Regions from separate parts of the Homo sapiens genome. Here region 2 is linked to region 1. A link is a loop called in an ENCODE intact Hi-C map of the cell type or tissue named here. Cell type or tissue: Calu3. All regions are shown on one strand. Links, peaks and the distances in the headings refer to the core of each region. The heading gives the core; the rest is flanking DNA.

Evidence for each region. Hi-C counts contacts between places; a loop is a spot of excess contacts. Peaks named below come from ENCODE experiments on the same cell type or tissue, not always from the same donor. Only the 100,000 strongest peaks of a DNase experiment are listed, where the experiment ranks them.
Region 2: a loop joins it to region 1, with 4 times the contacts of the local background. A loop is called at or near these places in 2 of 110 quality-filtered maps.

What each region holds. Positions count from the first base shown.
Region 1 is chr4:23,453,866-23,456,676 of GRCh38, forward strand. The region is part of intron 18 of LOC105374524 (a long non-coding RNA gene); the gene reads left to right. Among named protein-coding and RNA genes, the nearest start is that of PPARGC1A-AS1, 310 kb to the right of the region's middle. In Calu3, for the core only: no CTCF peak of the experiment used is centred there; no DNase peak of the experiment used is centred there.
Region 2 is chr4:23,715,937-23,718,747 of GRCh38, forward strand. It overlaps LOC105374528 (a long non-coding RNA gene), which reads left to right and starts at 2,738. Exons shown (of 3, transcript XR_925477.3): 1 at 2,738-2,811. In Calu3, for the core only: a CTCF peak has its summit at 1,799 (motif pointing left); no DNase peak of the experiment used is centred there.

The sequences.
Region 1 (2,811 bases), core at 100-2,599:
TGTAGGATGTTGCTCGAATGGTTTGTCTAATGTATTTCTCATTATTAGAATAGGCTTATGGGTTTTTGGAAGGACCACCACAGAGGGGAAATGCCCTCTTCATCACGGTATATCGGGGGTACATAATATCCACCTGGTATCATTAACCACATTAATCTTGATCACAGATAGTAATTGCCAGTATTTTCCACTGCAAAGCTCCTATTTTTTTCCTTTCCATACTCTGTTCATTGGAAATGAGTCACTAGATCCGATTCATACTCAGAAGTGAAAGAGTATTTACAGTCTTCTGTAAGGAAGAGTTGTCTATTCTCCATTTTTAATCTATTTAATATGTGTTTATATTAGTATAGCCACATTTATATTTATTTTATACTTTGGGCTATAATCAATATCATACTATTTATTTTGTTGTTCAAACTTTTCCAGCTTTGGCCGTTGGGAGATCTTTAATGCTGCATCCTAGTTCCTTTGACATAATCCCTTATTTTATTTTTGACCACTTCCTTTCTACTATCTTCCAATAATTTATTTTCAAAGAATAAAAAAGTAATAAAAACTGAAAAATACTTAGGCTTTTCTAACACTGTGCCCTTTATGAAAGTAAAACATTTGTCATTGGTTTCAATTACTAGCTACAGCAAGATGTCTGGGGATGCGATTTAATTGGGTTAAGATGCTCTGGATGTTTTTGTTCAGTCTAGCTCAAGGCTGGCTGGTACTTTCTGAATTTCCCAAGACCAGTGTACATATTTTATAAAACTTTTTAATTCTATTACGGACACCAATAGTATCTGCCACAAAATGAGCAAATGTATCTAAATATGACCTCTTTTACAGTAATGTGCATGTCTATCTTTATACCTAAAATTACTATTATTAGTTGCACTATTCTTAGGGAAAAAATATGGTCCCAAAATATTTCTGTTTTGCCAATTAGAGGTGAATGGTACCTGAGGCACATATAATAGATAAGTTATTTGTTACAATGGATGATGGGAAATTTCAAAGTGAATCAGATGGCAGAAGCACATATGGTCGACATTTTTACATTTTTTTGTTCTTTCTAGTATTGTCACAGTTCATAACATATGAATATGCTTAGGAGCTAAAGGATAAGCCATTATCCTGATACATATATTTGAATCTTTGTAATATGTATTTTAATATAGAGAGGACTCCCTGAATGTATGACTTAGAAAATACAATATAATACCTATAATTAACTTAAAAAGCAATATTTGTCACACTTACTGATATCTCAAATTTTTATAAATTTAGCAGGGTTTCTGTCAAACTGTATGGTTACCTATGTTAACATCACACAATATGTTCGGAATAGACCTTTCTCTCATAACATTTTACTTAGCCAAATGGTTTGGTTAATATTAACATCAACCAATTCCAGATGTCAACAATTAAGTTCAATCCAACAAAACATTTAGTCAGGCACTTTCCTCTGACTGAGAATAAGAAGACTTTACATAAACATATGTACTGGATTTTTAGTCTATCTTAAGATAAAATAGTTGTGTTTAGTGACTAAACATATCATTACACAGATGCCTGATCCTCTTTTGCAGCTGTTCTTGCTGTTTTGGTTCTACTTAGCCCCTTTCCTTATCTTTCTTTTGTGTGGCACTATATGGGGGGACATCTGCAGATGAGGGTTTCTGGCTGATTTTGTAATGTGCCTGCAAAAAGCTAAGCTTGCATTGTAATGAGGTCAGGTTTCATTCTAAGCAAGGTCACACTCCAGGGTTGGTAGAACTCCAAGGAAAATCAAAGTGCTGACAGAAACATCTAAAAGGTGGTGATTCGGTAGGTGGCACTCTTTCCTCCACACAAATACCGACGTTGGTGGTCAGGTTCAGGCTGTCTTTCAAAGTTAATTTACAACATGTCCTCTTTTGACCATTAGGGATTCTATTGTAGAGAGTTTTTTTTAGGGGGAGAGGGGTTGTTTGTAGTTTTCCTCAGAAAGCAAGGATGTTTCTTTTAATCCCTATGTCCCAGATAAACATGAGCTCTGTATTTTTGTTTTGCTTTGCTTATAATTTCAACTTGATGAGCTAGGCTAACTGTGCAGTCACATATGCTGCCGAAAACCTTTACCCTGCTTGGAAAATGTTTCCTTATCTACATATGCGTTTTCTTCATTCTGATTATTTATGAAATTCTCACTTAGTCCCCAGAGTTGCATGAACCTCAAAATTAGCCTGCCCTGGAAAAACTTCAAATTCTAACAACAACCAAAAATATAAATACTGATTTCTCTGCTCTTTCTTCATGAGCCTGAAAAACACTACTCTTGGCTTTTATTAAACTGAATGTCAACCAGGGTCCAGAAGATGGATTTATTAATGAATTAGTCTTTTTTCCAAAATGTTTTTTTCAAATGTAAAAATAAAACAAGAAAATAAAGCTGGTACTTTTTTTTTTTTTTTACAACAAAAACTAGGATGAAGATCATATAAATGAAGATTGAGCCATAAAGGTGAATGTGCTAGACAATGAGTCATGATTTAATGTTAATTGAAAAAGTTATGGTTTATCCTATTGTTTTATTATCACATTTTCTTTAATTTTTTTTTTATTTTCTTGCGTACATTAGCCTTTCAGTGGCAATGTGACTTTTCTTTTGTTAAAATGTGTAAAGAGTGTCAGGTGTGACTGAACTCGGGATTAACAAAAGCAAAGGAGTGTAAGTAAATTCATTTGAGGTCCCATTAGTTCAACCTGAAAAGGTTTCCCAGTTATGATGGTTTGACATTTACTCAGTACCCATAGAATGTTATGCAGAAAAAAAAA
Region 2 (2,811 bases), core at 255-2,754, 260 kb after region 1:
GGGCTGTGCCAATTGCCAATTGCTATCAGTGTGACCTTGAACTTGCCAAATAATGTAAAATCACAGTTTTCATCTCTCTTTTTTTTTTTTTTTTTTTTTTTTTTGAGACAGAGTCTCCCTCTGTCACCCAGGCTGGAGTGCAGTGGCACAATCTCCGCTCACTGCAAGCTCGGCCTCCCAGGTTCACGCCATTCTCCTGCCTCAGCCTCCGGAGTAGCTGGGACTACAGGCGCCCACCACCATGCCCAGCTAATTTTTTTGTATTTTTAGTAGAGACGGGGTTTCGCTGTGTTAGCCAGGATGGTCTCTATCTCCTGACCTCGTGATCCGCCCACCTCAGCCTCCCAAAGTGCTGGGATTACAGGCGTGAGCCACCGCACCCTGCAGTTTTCAGATCTCTAAGATGTAGACAAAATCTACCACACAGGATTGCTATGAGAATTTTCAAAAAAATCCTGTAAGTATCCTGTCTGGTACATGAAGGTGCCATCTAAATGTTCACTTCTCAATGAGCAGTATTTGTAGAAAGTGTTAGGTTTTTTATCTCCTTATTGAAAGGAGCGTCTAGTTTCACACAATGGGAATGTTTTGCTTTCTTTTAATGTTATGGTACATTGTTCCACTTTTGATAGTGAATAAAACAAGATCTCTGGCAAAAATATACAATAAATATTATCCCCCTTCTGTAGTCCTTGGCCTAGTTAAATCTGTATTACAGTTAAACCTAAAATCCATTATGAATATGAAAACACCACCTTCATTTGCATTCAGCCATATCTGTAGGCAAAAAAGGTTATTTACTAGAAGAAAAATATAATTAATTTCTGAGATGTTTTATTTTATTTGGAAGGCCTCCTCTCTCCAGGAACATAACAACGACTTACTGATTTAAAAGTCTTATACTTTAGAGGTGGTCAAAATACTTTTCTAACAATCATGATGGCTTGTGTTTCTAATCGCAGTAACACCTGGCTAGAAGATAAAAACGGTCTTCAGAGAACCTTTGGGCCTTTTTAGTTTTTGTCACCTCAATGTTGCTCTTGTATGCACCCGGGAAACTTGGGTGGGTTTTAATCTTTCCATTTAGCATTTGGTTAGTTGGTTTGTTTAATAACTAAGAGTACTGAAACATACAAGTTGACTTACCAGTTTGTCAAGCCAAGGAGAAAAATACAATGCTGTCTGTGATACCCCAACGATAATAAAGAAGATAAAGGTGCCTACCCTGGAACAGCTTTGTAAAGTTCACTGTGGTGGGCATGGTCAAAGTAGTCTCATCGTGCTTGGGGATTCGAGTTGGAGCCTTTGGTAATGGTCATGTCAAGTCAAATGACCCTTGAAAAAAGTAAAAGCCATCATAGGCAGAACCCACACAATATTTTCATCATAGTAGGCCCCTTTCGCTCCAGTATATTCTCTGTTCTTCATTTGAACACCAGCGGAGGTAGTTTGCTTGGATTGAGAAGATCTATCATATATAAAAAAAACAGTCTCAACACAACTTGGAAGCTGAGATTGATGGTGGTAATATCAAATTGATCTCTCTTAATTCATGATATAGGAGAAAACTCAGTGGCATACGGTAGATCTGCAGTTGTATTTATGTGATTAAATGTGTATTTTAAATAATTTCATCACATTTGTTTTCTGCACAGGAAAATTCTTTTACTGGGACCAGCTCCTTCTCTACTCTATCCATATACCAGTAACTGGGACGGCCATGTTTTTACAGAGCCTCACCCCTCCCACAGTCTGGACCAATCCCTGCACTTTCCTGAGATATTTTAAATTTCAGAGCACAGAGAGGGTGATACAGTCTCCCTCTTGTGGTCAAAGCCAAAAAATGTGAATCCTGTTTTCCATATGCCTCCACAGAAATAGAACATACAGTGAAAAAATTAATAGTAAGAATACAGTTGAAAGGCAGACAGATGGAGCTTTGAGACCTGGAGGGAGGGTCTATAGCTTTCAAACCCCTGATTCCGTTTGTTCGTGAGATTCTGCAGGATCCCGCCCTTGTCTGACTGTTCAACTCTGTACTAATTGTGAAAGTTGGTAAATGATCCCTCTAGCCAATAGCTTGCTAGGGTTAACTTTCTGCCACTTGCAACTACATTGATATAGTCACCAAAGTGTTTACTTAGATCAATGTTCTCCCCAGCAAAGACAGAAATAGCAAACTGATAAAAACTTTATTACTGGCATAAATGTATAGTGGCCTTACCTTTGCAAAAACACTTCACTTGGATAGTCCAACACGACTTAACAGTTTATTTTTGTTCTCTGGGTTTTAATTTCCTCATCAATGAAATGGTAGGGTTGAGCTAGATCAGAAGAACTAAGGGAGCCCCATGGACCACCTAGCCGCACCGCAGTGAGTGTGCGCTCATTCTGACATTCTTTCCCAAGGACTTTCAGTTCTGCTTCAGAAGACTTCTCTCCGCAGTATGCGGGGTGGAATTTACTTTTCGTTCCTGAACCTTAAATGATCTCGAAATGCCATTATAACCTTGCTAACAATGTAGTGAATTAGACCAGGCAAGTAACTGATTCCCATTACATGAGTAAGGAAATTGAGTCACAGAGAAACTTGTAGTTTAGATAAACCTGTTCAGCTTCTTTTTAACCCTCTTTCCCCTCTTCATGTGTACCTGGGGAGGTGGAAGGAGGATGAAAGACTGTGGCTGTTCTTTAGTAGTTTCTTTCCTTGGAAAAAGAACAGGGTGGGGCATGCCACTGCTCTCGAAGGCTTCTGTACTCTTGCATCGGAAATCATCTCCTTTTCTTCTCCATCCCTTTGTCTCTCCTAAC